2 separate regions of the Homo sapiens genome follow, and region 2 is linked to region 1. A link is a loop called in an ENCODE intact Hi-C map of the cell type or tissue named here. Cell type or tissue: left ventricle myocardium inferior. All regions are shown on one strand. Each heading gives the region's core, and the rest is flanking DNA. Links, peaks and the distances in the headings are about the cores only.

The links. Peaks named below come from ENCODE experiments on the same cell type or tissue, not always from the same donor. Only the 100,000 strongest peaks of a DNase experiment are listed, where the experiment ranks them.
Region 2: a loop joins it to region 1, with 8 times the contacts of the local background. A loop is called at or near these places in 6 of 110 quality-filtered maps.

Annotation. Positions count from the first base shown.
Region 1 is chr12:80,114,462-80,122,963 of GRCh38, reverse strand. All of the region lies in intron 1 of OTOGL (otogelin like), which reads right to left. Among named protein-coding and RNA genes, the nearest start is that of OTOGL, 19 kb to the right of the region's middle. In left ventricle myocardium inferior, for the core only: no CTCF peak of the experiment used is centred there; no DNase peak of the experiment used is centred there; H3K27ac peaks cover 3,390 bases.
Region 2 is chr12:80,051,700-80,060,201 of GRCh38, reverse strand. No RefSeq gene overlaps it. Among named protein-coding and RNA genes, the nearest start is that of OTOGL, 44 kb to the left of the region's middle. In left ventricle myocardium inferior, for the core only: no CTCF peak of the experiment used is centred there; a DNase peak (open chromatin) is centred at 6,991; H3K27ac peaks cover 2,522 bases.

The DNA of each region.
Region 1 (8,502 bases), core at 412-8,411:
CCTGGTTCAGGCTCTGGACTCCAGGGAAAGTGAGCAAGAGGGAGAAAAAATAAAAAATAAAAATAAAAAAATAAAAATAAAATCCAGAGTGCAAGCAAGGACTCAACTTGCAGAGCAACTGCATAGATTTCTGCATTTGGAAACTTGGTCTTTCCAAGTCATAGAAATGAAAACAAAGCATATATGAAAAATGACTATCCTGCTGTTATTTGAGTGTTTGCATACTGTTTCCATAAAGAAGCAGAAACCCAGTGTCAGACTCGTGCATACTCAGAAAGGTAAAAGACAGCATCTGGGGAATGACACTAGAGAAATGTGCCTCATTTCTTTTGCTTCTTGCCAAGCTTACCTTGACATTTACTTCTATAAACATAGTCAGTAAAGACTATGAAAAGAAATTATCTTCTGAATTTACATCTGGATTTTTTCTCAGCTGCCACAACTTAACCAGATAAGAGTTTTCCTCTTCATTTCTATAATAATACTAATAATTAATGATACAAAGTATCTTGTATTGCATCTTATTCCTAACTTCTTCCCTGACTGCTAGTCTCATTTTCTTTTTGCCATAGCACAGTTAAATGAAAAAGAACAATTATTTTTGTCTTTCATTGATTATTCCAGTATGTCATAATGGTTGCATAAAGGAAACACAGGGACACTTAAAATTATTTTGATCTTGATGTGACAGTGTATTTATTTCTTTTTTTGCTTATACATTGGAATTTTATCCTAGAACTAAGTTCAGAAGGTAGAGGTATATATGTATATTAATTCTAACTGTGATCTCAAGTACTTTTTTTTCTTTTTAGTTAGTTAAACAACTCAAAGTTTTGAAAAGGATGGATTTGGCAATTGTTCATTTTTTGTGGTATTTTTCTTAATCAAAAATGATTCAAATGAGACAGTTTGAGCCTCAGATGGATTTGGTGCTTGAATTATTTATATTGGCCATATGATGATTTTGCACTCATCTCTTTCTCGTGTTTACAACATCATGTTCTGAAATAAAGTACAAATTATAAGTGTGTGTCACTGTGCATTTCTCTGTGCATTTCTTGCATTCTTACTCCTCAGCAACTCAGGCACACCTCCAATTACTGGAACTCAATACAAATTGTTCCTGCTTAAGATTACTAAAGGATAAAAGGATTGGCCAGTAGTCCCACATAAACCCACGAAGAACCTCCCACTATGGGTTTAAATGATTCTACCATCCTCATAATGTCAGTTAAGCTGTGTTAGCCTAAATATTACATTTTAATTTTAGACAATCTACATGATACGAAGAGAAGTGTTTTAGTGTCAATTTTTCTATTTACTTGGCCAATTAGAAAACCAAACAAGATAATCAAAACTGCTATTATGGTTTGGTTTTTTATTTTGTTTTGTTTCGTGGGGTGGTTGATTTTGTCTAAACTGTATGAATCCAGTTTGTGTTATATAGACTCTCTGCTCTAGGGAGGGATTAGAGACTTCTATATAATGGTGTCTAAGGATGAGGAAGTTGTTGCAGATACTTAATGTCTATACTTGCAGTGTGTTAGAGTCAAAAGTTCTTGTGTTTTTTCTCCAAAATATCTGAAGGAGGAGCTGAGGAGGCAACGGTCTGCTTGAAAGGTAGCCTTTGTAGTCTTGTCTTAAGCTGCATACACATAGAAATCGTTCTGTTTTTATTTAGTGTTTCCTTGAGGTGGCTTTAGAGATTGTCATGAGTCTCCTTGTTCCTGAGCCAGATATTCACAAACAGGTGGTTTATTATGAAGTATTCTCAGCAATAATGCTTGTAAAGGAGTGAGGAAAGCAGGACAGGGCAGAGGGAGAGGTTGACCTCCAAGGCAGTTGTAACAGAGGCCTCAGCCCTTCTCACACAGTTCTCTGAAGCTTGAATATCCCCTCAGACCTGAGCTGAATTGAAGCAAGGAGCTCGGCCTTTGTCCCTCCACACACCCTACCCTAAATAACTAGTCATAGGAAATATGCTGCCTCCAAGAATGGGTTATAAACTTGCTCAGCCAAAAGAATTTCTTGGGGAAGGAATCAGTTGTGAACTCTCAGCACTGGACACTTCTGGTTCTCAGGGGAATAAGGGTCTTTGTTCTGAAAGCAGGATCTGGACTATGCTCCATAGTGTCTACTACAGGGGTAGAGATAGTCCCTGGGTTCTGTCACTGCCTATAAACCCAACTCTGCAGACAAATTCATGAAGAGGTGAGATTTGTATAGTTTGTGTTTTTATATCGAGGGAATCTTTTAACAAGTCAGCTTACCGCATTAAAAATCTAAAACTTCTCTTGTGTAGCAATATTCATATTGAAAGGCATTTCCATAGGTTAAAACTTTAATTTCTTAAATCAGTATTTCTCATACTTGGATTTTTGGAGAGATCCTCCAATGAGAGAGAATCCTTAGGATTTTTTTTCAAGAAGTTTGCACATTATTCAAGTATAGGAAATACTGGAAGTAGTGGAAAAATCTGGGCTCAAGAATCAGAGTTGAGTTTAAATCTTTTATGTGTTGCTGCTTGCTAATTATATAACAACAGGTATGTAACTTTTTTTTAATCCTTTATGCTGTCATTCACAAGGTGAATGTGATGAATATTAAATAAAATAACCCAGCTAGGATTCAGCATAGTGCCTGGCATACTTAGAAACTCTAATTAAATGATATTTGTTGTCATTATGTCAGTAAATCTTGCAGTTGCTTTGATATAACTTGGCACACATCTTTTTGCATTATCTGAAAAAAGATGTTAAGAAGAAGAAAATTAGAAATCTATCACCCCAGCTACCCCATCCTATGATTGGCCAAATGTTGTGGTGAAATAATCAAGCTAAAGACACAAGCTCAAAGATAACCAGCATATTCAAACTCTGCTACTCCAGAAAAAAAAAATGGTAAAAAGTCTAAAGAGCTTCATTTAATAAGATCAAAAGAATTGAACTATTGCTTTCTAAGAGAAGAGAAACTATTTTAAAAGGAAAACAAACACAAATCAACCTCAGTCTCTAAAGACAACTGATGAAAAAATTATTAATTCCATAAAATCATGAATCTAAGAAAGTTTTTGAAACATAAAAGGTATTCAGTAGTCCCTGAATTGAATTACATCATATGAGTAGAGTGAACATAATCTGGTTTACCATGTAGTATTTTAAAATTGAAGAATTTAATGAATACCTACCATGTACAAAAAAATTGTATTAAAGGATGAAAGCACACAGATAACTAAGACATAGTATCTGCCTTTATGAAACTCACTGGGTAAGTGTGAGAATGCCATGTCAACAAATCAGCATAATACAGTAACAGAGTACATGGGGGAAGGGGCCACTAACTCTGATGGGAAAGGTCAAGTTAAGGGCATTAGGCACTTTCCTATAAACAACAGCAAGACAACAAAGGTTTATAAGCAGAGGGTTCACATTATTGCACCCTGCGGTCTGCTGCTAGTGTTGTAATCACAACGGCCGACATTGTGATTATATTATATACAATCTCTATTATAGACAATCTCTGCCATTGCAATTATAACACTAGCAGCAGACTGCAGGGTGAACTGAAGCCAGGCTGAATTTAGGGGCAAGGAGACCAGCTAACAAGCTGTGCCATTTACCCTTCTGACTGTGAACTATTGACTGCTTCTGACTGCTTACAGAGTAAGAAGTAAGAGAAATGATAAAGAGAACAGGCTCAAGAGATAGTCAAGAGAGAGTCTTGCATTCTTCATAGAACTCAGAATCGTATTTCACTGGCCTTAGGAAGATGCACTCCCAATGCCCTGCAATTCTAATTCTAAAATCTTGGATTCAGTAGCTGTCAGCTGGGTCAAAAGGTCAGCCCCTTGATGCTGTTTCCTCTCTTCTTCCCACTGTCTTTTCTAGAATATAAACAATCATGCTCCTCAAATTCCCATCAGATAGGAAATTGTGATTCCAGGGAAATAGGCCAAAATTAGCCAGCTTCCTCTCTATGAGCAGGCCTCTTCTCGATAAATAAAATCCTATTTCCTTTGAAACCAGAAACCTTGCTTAATATCCAATATCAATATCAAAGAGCAATTCTTCTCCTTCTTATGACCAAAAAAAAAAAAAAACAGATCTAAGATTAAACATTTCTTAAGACAAGAGTTTTAGGACCTCTCTCAGTCAGAATATGCTTGATAAAATGACTTTTCCAGTATACTATTTTTAGCTTTCATCTTTTTCCTACCAAAATATGTTCTCACTGGTACAAAATGTTAGCTTACATGCAATAAGAGTCATTTTTCTCCAACTCTGTTATTAGTAGGAAAAAAACTCCACCCAAATAAAGCAAATGCTGTTTGAAATGGTGTCAATTAAACCATATTTCACATTACTCTAGAGGATAATTATGTCAAATGACTGGTAGAGATTTACTGATTGAGCTCTTGTTTACTACATTTTGTAAGTATATTGAATTTAGAGCTCATTTACAAGTAAACACTTTGGGCACATGAGAGTCAGGGTCCACTTCACCTTCCTAAGCCATCGGGGTTGGGAAGAAAACGTTACACTCCTTCTATCCCCCTCCTAGCGCTGTGAGATCATCCAAATCAGCAAATAATGTAGTTTACCCATCATTGCAAAATCAGCCAGCATCTATCTCAGGCACGCTTCACAGCCGATGGCAGCAGAGAAAGACCTTTCCATAGATTTGTATGATCAAAGAGCTCAATCTAGGAGCACAAAACATGGTTATCTTGGCAGCATAATTTCCTCCAATTTCCCTCATCAGAGGCTGCCAAACTCACCTCTTCCCTGCCTTGGGCCAATCTCCTAAATTAGACAGTGACTTGGGGTGTTCCTATAGTTCTGAGAATAGAGAAGCTGCATGATCCCCCACCTCTTTAAGGGAAGGTAAAAAATAGTCTACATTAGAAGTGAAGACACCCAGGCAAGAGACTCATCACTGGCAGTGATGAGACAACAGGCGTGATGGGACAGTCCAGGCTTCCTGAAGGAGATAGTTTTAAAGATGTGCTTTGAAGAAAGGAGAATATGTGTTTTTGATAAGGAAGCATGTGCAGGAAGGGCATTTTAAGATGTGCTTTTGAAGAAGAAAAAAGCAGTAGCAGGAAGGGCATTTTAAGATTGCAGGAAAATATGAACAAGAAATAAAGTTAAGAAAGCAAAGCTTGTATCCAAGGAAACCTGTGAAATCCAGTTTGGCTGCAATTAGGTATACGGATGCTAACAAAACAGAACTAGGTAGAAAAGGCAGGTTTAATTGATTTGAGGATTCTTCTAGGTCGTACATAATGAAGGTTGGATTTAATTTAATGGACTCTTGGAAGTGAATGATGTTTTGAAGAAGAAAAAATAGGATCAGATGCTTTAAGGAGATTATTCTGGCAAGAGAAAGGAGAGGCAGGAGGTACGGAAAACATCAGGTGGCTATTTCAGGCAAAATGTACTCAAAGCCTGAGTTAACGTGATGGTAATGGGAAAGAAATGAGTTAGAAGATTCAAGGGGCATTGTGGAGCTAGGTTCTACATGTCTAGGCTTCTGACTGTGATTGCAGAGTAAGAAATAGGAGTCAAAGTTTACTACAAGGTCTCTAACTTAAATGAATTGAATAATTACTGCCATTAATGGAAAAATAATTAATGACATTAATAAAAAAAGTCTTGTTTTAAAGAACACGATGAGTTCCATTTTATATATATATATTTTTTTAAGTCACCCAGAGATAGCTTATCGCCTCTATTTTATAGATGGTAGTTAACATGGTAACTAAGATTCAAAGGTAAAAGTGATTATGTCAGATATAACTTACATGACACCCCTGATACTCCAGGCCCCATTTGTCTCTTGAGCCATTATCCAATTGAGACAGTTGAATCTTCACTTTGATGACCAACTCCATATGGGCTCCAGTAGGCTTTCCCAACAGCACAGACTTCATGCCAATGGATCACCTTGCATCTCCTGTCCTATGGCTTTCCTGTTGCCACTGGAGCATAGAGCCCCACCTCACTTGCTCACAGTGTACAGAAGCACAAGGAAAACAAAACCAAAGTTCAGGGAAGCTGACACACTTTATGGAATTATTTGAGCAATGACAGATGAGAGTTCATTGATAAATTCTTTTTCCCAAGATGGGCCATCCAGAGATGTGGTAGTTTAATATGTTCTCTTGGAAGGAGAGGATTAAGAGTGAGTAATCAGTTGCATTTGATACCAGGTGGTAAAAGATTCACTCAGAATATATCCTCATTTGGCTTTCCTTTCTTCCTCGTCTCATTCTCCTTTTACCCACACCAGCTTTCCTGGGATTGCATTCCCTAATAAAAAATTTCATCTAAGCTTTTGCCTCACTTTTTGTTTTCTGGGGGACCTAGACTAAGAGAGTGATTAAAGCCTCAACAAAGGTTGGTTGTAAATTGTATAAGCATCATTGGTCATTAAGATTAATGCAGTGGATGACTGGGGCAAGATGGCTAAATAGGAACAGCTCCTATATGCAGTTCCCAGGGATACCAATGTAGAAGGCAGGTGATTTCTGCATTTCCAACTGAGGTACCCAGTTCATCTCACTGGGACTTGTTAGACAGTGGATGCAGCCCACAGAGGGCAAGCAGAAGCAGGATGGGGCACGACCTCACCTGGGAAGTACAAGGGGTCGGGGAACTCTCTCCCCTATCCAAGGGAAACTGTGAGGGACTGTGCCATGAGGGATGGTGCTATCCGGCCCAGATACTACACCTCTCCCACAGTCTTCGTAACCCACAGACCAGGAGATTCCCTCAGGTGCCTACACCACCAAGGCCTTGGGTTTCAAGCACAAAACTGGGCGGCCATTTGGGCAGATACCGAGCTAGCTGCAGGAGTTTCTTTGCACATCCCAGTGGCACCTGTAATGCCAGCAAGACAGAACCATTCACTCCCCTGGAAAGGGGGCAGAAGCCAGGGAACCAAGTGGTCTTCTCGTCAAATCCCAGTCCCACAGAGCCCAGGAAGCTAAGATCCACTGGCTTGAAATTCTCGCTGCCAGCACAGCAGTCTGAAGTCAACTTGGGACACTGAAGCTTGGTGGGGGGAGGGGTGTCCACCATTACTGAGGCTTGAGTAGGCAGTTTTCCCCTCACAGTGTAAACAAAGCCACCAGGAAGTTCAAACTGGGCAGAGCCCACCACTGCTCAGCAAAGGCCCGGTAGATAGATTGCCTCTCTAGATTCCTTTTCTCTGGGAAGGGCATCTCTGAAAAAGAAAGGCAGCAGCCCCAGTCAGGGGTTTATACATAAAACTCCCATCTCCCTGGGACAGAGCACCTGGGGGGAAGCAACGGCTGTAGGAACAGCTTCAGCAGACTTAAATGTTCTTGACTGCTGGCTCTGGAGAGAGCAATGGATTTCCCAGCACAGTGCTTGAGCTCTGCTAAGGGACAGACTGCCTCCTTAAGTGGGTCCCTGACCCCCATGCCTACTGATGGGGAGACACTTCCCAGACACTTCCTCTGCTCCAGAGGAAGCAGAGGAAAGAGGAGAGAGCAATCTTTGCTGTTATGCAGCCTCAGCGGGTGATACCCAGGCAAACAGGGTCTGGTGTGGACCTCCAGCAAACTCCAGCAGACCTGCAGAAGAGGGACCTGACTGTTAGAAGGAAAAATTACAAAGAGAAAGCAATAGCATCAACATCAACAAAAAGGAAGACCACACAAAAACTCCATCCAAAGTTCACCAAGAGCAAAGACCAAAGGTAGATAAAACCACGAAGATGAGGAAAAACCAGGGCAAAAAGGCTGAAAATTACAAAAACCAGAATGCCTCTTCTCCAAAGGATAACAACTCCTCACCATCAAGGGAACAAAACTGGACAGAGAATGAGTTTGACGAATTGACAGAAGTAGCCTTCAGAAGGTGGGTCATAAACTTCTCTGAGCTTGCATGTTCTAACCCAATGCAAGGAAGCTAAGAACCTTGATAAAAGGTTAGAGGAATTACTAACTTTAGAGAAGAACATAAATGACCTGATGGAGCTGAAAAACACAGCACAAGAACTTCATGAAGTATACACAAGTATCAATAGCTGAATTGATCAAGCAGAAGAAAGGATATAAGAGATTGAAGATCAACTTAATGAAATAAAGTGTAAAGACAAGATTAGAGAAAAAAAAATGAAAAGGAACAAACAAAGCCTCCAACAAATATGGGACTACGTGAAAAGACCAAACCTACATTTGATTGGTATACATGAAAGTGATGGGGAGAATGGAACCAAGTTGAAAAAACACACTTCAGGATATTATCCAGGAGAACTTCCCCAACCTAGCAATACCAGCCAACACTCAAATTCAGGAAATACAGAGAACACCACAAAGACACTCCTCGAGAAGAGCAACCCCAGGACACATAATTGTCAGATTCACCAAGGTTGAAATGGTGGAAAAAAACGTTAAGGGCAGCCAGAGAGAAAGGTCAGGTTACCCACAAAGGGAAGCCCATCAGACTAATGCAGATCTCTTGGCAGAAACCC
Region 2 (8,502 bases), core at 149-8,148, 62 kb after region 1:
CTAGAGAAGCTCTCCCTGACCTGTCTGACCACATCAAACTAACCATTAGATTAATTTTTTATCTTCATAGCACTGTACTAAGTACTTCTCCTTGATATGCCTTGCCACTGCTGTGGCTTTACAGTTGTTTGTGTGATTACTTGATTATAGCCTGTCATACTCACTGCATTATAAATGCCAAGGCAGGGACTGTGTCTAAGTTTTGCTCACTGTTGTAGCCCTAACACCCAATACATTGCCTTGCACATTGTGGGTGCCCAATAAAATGATTATATATTGAACGAATCGATTTATTCTTGACATAAAAAAGAAACTCTTTTTAGTTGCTCCCTTTGCTTCCCAAGAAACAAAAATATAAGAGAAACTACAATAATTTTTTCACTGAAAGCTGAATTCAGGTTTCCACTTTGACAATAAGAAAAATTATAACTATATACTTATTAACATTTATTTTCTAAACATTGGCTGTTTGTAGATGTTTGACTGGATTTTTTTCCAAGCCATTTTTTGGGAGACAACATGCCAAGTGATGTTTATCTTCTATCCACTTTTGCCAGGGAGCTATTCACAACACAAAAATAAAAATTCATGCATAATGAAAATTCTAGACCTTGGCCACTGCTTAGCACTGCTTAATTATGTGCGGTATAGCTGTCTATTTGATAGCAGATGCTATATGTATCTTGGCATCAATATTATTGTTTCTGTATTACCGATTCTCCATGAAAAACATCTCTTCACTTTGTATCCTAGGGGACTCATTATCTCTCCAAGGACAGATGGAGATTTATATATAAAAATTGATAATGACCCTCTTTGCTAAATTAAAGATGTTGGCCAACTCTTTCTTTGGAAACTGTCCAATTTGCATAATTGCATATGCCTTTCTAAATTTCCCCTGAAGCTCCAGTTGAATAAGGTGTTCCTTTGCATTTGCATGTTGAAAGGCTTAATTGTGCTGCATTAAACAGCTGCCCCCAGCTGCAGCCTCAGACCTGGCTAGTATTGGTGAACTTTCTGTGTGTTGGCAAATCACTTTGAGAATTTTCCAATCAAGCAAAGCCATTAGTATTCATGAGCTTATATGAGCAAAGTATTTAGATTTTGTGCAACACCAGTTAGCTGCAGTGAACATTCCTAAGGTAACTTTCCTACAACGCTACTCAATTAGCGTTAACAGCACATTTGATAGGGCTTGCTTACTAAGGATTGTGCTTATAATGGCATTAAACATAATAATCAGAGAAGCACAGTGTGAGTAGGTTTTATTTTTCTTAGATCTACCAAAGATTCAAATTGAATGTTATTTAATCTCTAATGTAAATAAACGAGAGGGCTGAAGTGGAGAATAGCCTCTTGTTCTCCAAGGTCTATTATGGCAATAGGCACCTTCTGAGAAAGCAACCAGATGTAGCTCCTAGAACAAGATTGACTGAGGTTAGTGCATGGAATCAGACTACCCAGACTTTAAACAATCTCTTCCCCAGAAGCAACCAATAGGCTGAACCAAGAGCCTCTTAAGTAGCCTAGAACAAAAGTTTAGCACCAAGAAAAGCATATTGGCTGGTGGCTAACAACTTTATCCGTTACTTTGGCTAGGAGATTTTCATTCATTCAACAAACATGTACTGTATTAAGGGCCTACTCTGGGTAAGGCAATGTGCCAAGTTCTGGAAACATTGCAAAGTGACAGTGGTGTCCTATACTCTTGGAGATTACTAGTAGGGGAGTCAAACATTAGTCAAATAATCACATAAATGGGAATACATTTACATTCTAACCTATGTGCTATGAAGAAATAGAACAGAAGGCTATAAGAGCCTCACCTACATGAGAGACTTAAGGAAAGCTTATCTGAAAAAATGAGGCTTGAGCTGAGAACTGGAGGAGAAGTAATAGCTAATCAGCTGAAGAATGAAAGAAGAATATTTCTAGTAGAGAAAACAGCGCTGTGAGACTCTCTGTGAGTCCATTAGGAAAACTAAGAAAAAAAATCAATGTCACTGGATGTACGAATTGAGGAAAAAAGTAGAGTAGAGTAAAGGTAGGCCGGAGACATAGGTAGAAGCCAAACCATAGGAGCCCTTTGAAGGCTCGCTTCATAATTTTGGCTTCTATTTAAAACAGCAATGGGAAGTCCCTAAAGTGATGGGAGTGGTGCATAGAGAGGAATTAACATACTTAAAGTTGCATTTGAAAATATTGCTTGCTTCAATATAATAAATGGATGAAAGGAGGAGTGGATATGGGAAAATCAAATAGAATGACTTATAGGAGTCCAGCTAGAGAAAATGGTAGTATGGGCTAGAATCGTAGCAGTAGTGAAGGAGAGAAGTGAATGGATTCACAGATATTTAGGATATAAATTTGACAAGATTTGTTGATTGATGAGGTTTAGAGATGATAAACTTGAGATCTTTTTGAGAAACCCAAGAAAAAATATTCAATAGGCAGTTGAGTGTAAGGGTCAGGAACTCACAGGTCTGGTCTGGAGGTATAAATTTGGGAATCATTAGTCAATTGATGAAAATTGAGCCATGGATATCAAAAATACTATCTAGAAGAGAGAATATGTAATAAATCCAGAGGTGCACCACTCAGCTCTACCTCCACCAAAGGATTTGATGCCCAGATTGATGGAGAATGAAATCAGCAGACAGCCTCCAGCTTCCAGCTCTTAGCTCTTTCAGGATATACCTTAGCTGGGAAAACTCCACACAGGACCTCATTTCTTTTCCGGGGACACCACATCTAATGAATGAACATGGCAGGAATATGAAGGCCTGGCCACTTCAGTCAAATGTGGGATGAACCTATGATCCAGAATGTCCCCCAATGGCCAAAGTTTTGCTAGACTTGCATCAAATTTCAACTCCTTTCTCATCTCTATGCTTTCCTTTGGCAGGTATTGATTCATAACAACCATCTTGCACCCTAAACTCTATGTCAACAATATTTTACCTAGAGAAGCTAACCTATAACAGAGCATAAAATGGAAAGAGGAAGAAGCTTACAGACCAGCCATCTGCAAAGTAAAAGAGAAGGAAATGCTAGAAAGTAAGAAGGAAAACCTGGATAGCATGGTGTTTTGGAGCCAAAATAAACACATCTCAACAAAACAAAGAGTGCTGGGAGATTAGAAAAAAAAATACTGGAAAATGTCCATTGGACTTAAATCATGGAGGTCATTGGTGACCTTAGCCAAAGTTGTTTTGGTGCAGTGCCAGGAACAACTGCCAAATTAAAGAGGATTGAGGAGGGAGTTTGAAGTGAGAAAATGGACTCACCAAACAATGAGACATCTTTAGAAAATTTAGATTGAAAGAAATGGGAAAGATAGAAAGGAGTTGAAAGATAGAAACATAGAAATTGGGAGACAAGGAAGGTTGTTTTTTAAGATGGAAGAGGCATGAGAAGATTTAAATGTAATTGGAAATAATCCAGTTGAGAAGGGTATGTCGAATAAATAGAAATGGGGGCAGGGAGGGAGAAGAAACTGATAGTGTAAGGTTGATAATGAAGTGAGAAGGCATGAGCAGACAGTTTCCAAAGCACAGGTGGAGGGATTGGGCTTAAATGAGAAGGATACTCCCTAGACTAAAATAGGAGGAAAAGAGAAGAACATGAGTCCAGATGGAACTGTATGGATTTGCTAGCAGGAAGCTGAGGGAGTTCCCATCTGATGCCTTCTATTTTCTTCGGGAAGTAGGAGGTGAAGTCATCTGCTGCAAATGAGGAGGAGTTAAGAATATTCGAGGTTTGAATAGAATGTAGAATGTTTAAAACAATTGTTGTAGACAGAGGAAGAGAATTTACCAGAGACACATGGAAGAACTGGCAGGCTGAACAGGCCCCATGTGTCGGCACCAATCTGCCTGTATCTGCTCCACTGTTGGGAGACTATCTGTGGCAGTGCCAGGCTGTTCGAGTGTAGGCATAGAGAAGGAATACAGATGCATTCATCCAGGTTTGGACATTTGTCAGACAAAGATAAAAAAAAATTTAAGACAACAGGACTAGGGAGTTGAGAATATTGGTGAGAGTGTTATGCAAATAATGGACTGTGGAATCTAAACTAAATAATAATAACGAAAAGATCAACAGAGATAAAAAGATGAGAGCTGATGGACTTGGGGAAAATAAAGAGGCCAGCATATGAAAGCAATACTTTTCAAGATTTGGGGATCATGTCAATATGCAGAATATGATTCAGGTCTGCAGGTGAGCCTGAGATTCTGCATTTTTAACAGTTTCCAAGGTAATGCTGATAGGCATTAGAACTTCAATATGATCAAAAGTAGTTTTTAATTTGAGAGAGAGAGAATCAAAACTGCTATTACATTACTAGAGTGGTAGCAACTGAACTCAGAACAAACGATGAATGGGGTTCCATGAAGGACACTTTCCACAGCTACGAGGAAGCCTCCCTCTGATGCTGCTCCTCCAGTCACTTCTTTACGAACTGTATCCACAAACAAAGTTACCTGAGTGACCCTCTGTCTTGCTTCCCTAAACAAATCTAACTAAAGGTAAGGCCTTGCTGGTCCTCGTCAGCTAGATTGTAGTTCAGTAATAGTGATAGCAATAATTTACCCTGTTACTACGGACTCAAAAAAGGGTAGACTCATTTTTAAGAATAATTCAACTGAAATTAGGATTTTAAGATGAACTTCCAACACATCTCAGGAGCCCAACAGGGAGGGTAGGCCAATCCGTAAGGTGATTAAAACAAAATGAGCATTTTGAGTTTTAGGCATATGTGAACAGTAAGGAGGAGCAGTGAAAACTGTTGGAACTTCTAGAAAGAAAGACCCTGCTCTGACTTAAGAAAAACTCAAATCTAGATGGCTCAGAAGGAATTATCTCACCTCTGGGTAAGGTGATATACATGGGCCCACAAAAAATCCATTTTTCTGTCACTTACTATGAACCAAACCTTCTCAAGAAATTGTAACTTGACTTCCATTTCCCAAGTAAGCAGCCAAAGATTTTCTCTTTTGAAAAGAGACGAAATTCTGAGTGAAACAAATCATTGGTGTTAATATTCAAGCAACAACAAAACAATAAATGAAAACAATATTTGTAACTCAAGGTGAATTGATCCAACTCAAATTTAGGAGAAAAAGTAAGGTTATATTAAACCAAGATAATAATATCTAATTTTACTGTTAAACGTTAATCATGCCTGATGTTTGATATTCTTTCAATCTCGGCCCATATAATGAATTTTTCTTGGAAATGTAGTAACTAAATAATAGTAAATGTTTGTTTTGAAGAAAAAGTCCTAACTTTTTATGGGAGAGAAATAACAATTGAATAGAAAAACAGGCTATAACCACACCTTCAAAAATGGAACTTTCTGGACCACCAATAAGCCCCCTTACCTAGACACAGTTAAGTAATAAGTATATATAAGTAGTAAGTCATAGTGTAATAAGTTTTCTGGCGAAGTATTCAGGAAGCAGCATTGTATAAATGGCCCTTTCAAATCTAAAATCTATAATGAAGTGACAAATGGCACAAACATATGAGGATTTACTTGCCATTCAATAATAGTTTCATTGCATTAACCTGAATAAATAAGAAACATGGTTGCTCTCCGCACCATGACCCACTAGCAAGGCAAACATAGAGAGCAATAGGTTTTCCTGATGCTCCACAAGTCACACAAACTAGGCAAATGCCCATTCCATGCGTACTCTTGCAAAGCCTGTACATTTTTTTTTTTTTTTTTTTTTGAGACGGAGTCTTGCTCTGTCGCCCAGGCTGGAGTGCAGTGGCGCGATCTCGGCTCACTGCAAGCTCCGCCTCCCGGGTTCACTCCATTCTCCGGTCTCAGCCTCCGGAGTAGCTGGGAAGCCTGTACGTTTTTTAATGGAAGTCACTATTCAGATAAATCAGACATTTAGACTTCAAGAGGTGTAAGAATTCCTCAAACTGACCACAGGTTGTTCTGGGAAGAGTATCTGTGATAGATGGGTAAGAGGAGATGATTACACAGATTCTTGCATGAGTAAAAAAATCTGATTCTCTTAACTACTCAGTTCAATTTCAGAAGAAAAGCTTGTCGGTATCAAATGAGTTAGTTCTTTCTTGATAAATTAGAGAAATCTTACCTTGACAGAAGAGTAGACACATTATATTCTCAGTTGTGTAATGGCATCACTGGATTCCAGGGCACTCACTGATAGAAAGTTTTATATGCCATTTTCATGGGGGGAAAAGTCCTTAATGGTATGTCTCACCTAAAAGGGAAAAGTTGCAGTTTGGCAGGTTTGGAAACTTTGTGACTACGGAGCTAGAATTAAAAACTTGCACTAAAGAGAGAAAAAGTATAAAATATGCTCTTTCTCTCTCTCTCTCTCCTCCATCCCCATATATTATTCAAAATAAGGGCTTTGTTTTCGGTTTTGGTGTTTTCATTTTCTAACCTCTTAATAAATTACCTGATGCTTTTGCTCAGACCGTTCTCAAAATAGGGATCACAAATTAAAATACCTACAAGGGTTAGGCAGATAAAGCAAAGGAGTGAAGTCATTTCTGTCAAATTTAACAAAATGTTCAGTGGGGAGGACTTGGCAGCTTGTAGACTGCATGACCCATTGAAGCGTCTTAGCAAGTACTCACCTCCAGTCAGTTGTCACATACAGAAATGCTGGCTTAGTGTTGCCAAATATACAAATTTTCAAGATAAACAGTAAATCTGAATTTTTATGTACTGTCTCCTGGATTTTAAATTTGGCCACATTTCAAACATTATTTGGAAATGTGTGGGGACTTCTAATCAAGATGGTTTAGTGAGTTCGTAAATTACCACACCCCTCTGTTCTAAACATTCAGCCATGATTGGAAATATATAAAAAGATAAAAGCATTATGACATTAGCTGGGTACAAAATCAAGATAAACATCTCCATGGACCAGAAAAAGAACAGAAAGCCAACGCAGTGAGCAAGGCTCAGAGAGATGACTGGCCAGAACTGGGCACTCTGCCTGAAGCTGCAGCTGGGTTGGGACTTCCAAAAACACGTAGGCAGTTTAAAAAACAGTTCACTTGCTGTTAGGAACTGTGGCTTACTGGGACTCATTGGACCTGAGAAAGTGGGAGAAAAAAGACACTGCCTTGAAACAAGGACCACGATTTCCAAATATAGATCAGGAGCCCTAGAACAACTCTACAGATTTTCTAGATATCGCTTACCCAACTTGTAGGATAATACCTTAATCATAACTTTTCATTCATCTACTCAATCATGTATTCAACAACTATTTCTTGAGCAGCTACTAAATGCTGGGCAGTGTTCTGGGTGCTGGAGAAAAATGAGTGCACAAAACGAAGTCCCTATCCTATTGAGTTTACACTTTAGTTGAGGGAGAGGGGCCAGTGTGGGAAACAGATCACAAATAAACAAGTGAATACATAATGTCTGAGGGTGGAACTGCTAGGAAGAGAAAATAAGCTAAGGTAAAGGGGAAGAAAAACATCAAAGAGGGAAGGAAGGATGCTGTTTTATAAAGAGAGCTAGAGAAGACCTAGTGAGAATGTGATATTTAAGGGAGCCAGTTATAATGACATGGGAGACAAGTGTCCCAGGCAGATGGCACAGGAAGTTCAAAGGCTTTAAGGTAGAGACATGCAGGGTAGGCTCAAGGAATAGCAAGGAGATGAGTGTGATGAGAGGAGTGAGTAAGAAGAGTGGTAGGAGCAAAAGTTAGAATTGGAGCAGAAGGCCAGATCACATAGAACCTTCAAAGCCATTTCCATGTTTGTGACTTTTTATTCCCAGTGAGATGAGAGACCACTGTGGGGGTTAGAGGTGAAGAGAAACATAATATAACTAATGTATTAAAAAGATAACTAGGACAGCCTTGGTGAGAAAGGACTGGAGTGAAGGACAAGGAGCACGGAAAGAGGCAAGGAGACAAATTAAAAGCCTATTTAAGCAATCCAGACCAGAGATGATGAGGGCTTGGACCAGGAGGGAAGCAGTGGAGGTGGGGAAACGTTGTTATGGTCTGAAGTTATGTTGAAGACAGAGACAAGAGGATTGTTGTTGGATCAGAAGGATAGTGTGAAAGAAAGAGGGGAGTCAGAAATTATCCCAGATTTTTTTAAAGAGAACTATAAAAACTATAAAACTACTAGAAGAAGACATAGGGTAAACACTCCAGGACTTTAATCTAGGCAAAGATTTTATGGGTAATAACCTCAAAAGCACAGGCAACAAAACCAATAACAGGCAAATGGGACTGTATTAAACTAAAAAGCTCCTGCAGGGCAAAAGTGAACAATTAACAGAGTAACGAGGCCACCTATTGAATGACAGAAAATATTCCCAAACTACTCATCTCACAAGATGCTAGTATCTAGATTAAACAAGGAACTCAACCCAAAAGCAAAAAATAGAAACAAAAACAAATAATCCCCTTGAAAAATGAGCAAAGAACATGAATAGACATTTCTCAAAAGATATACAAATGGCCAACATATACATGAAAACAT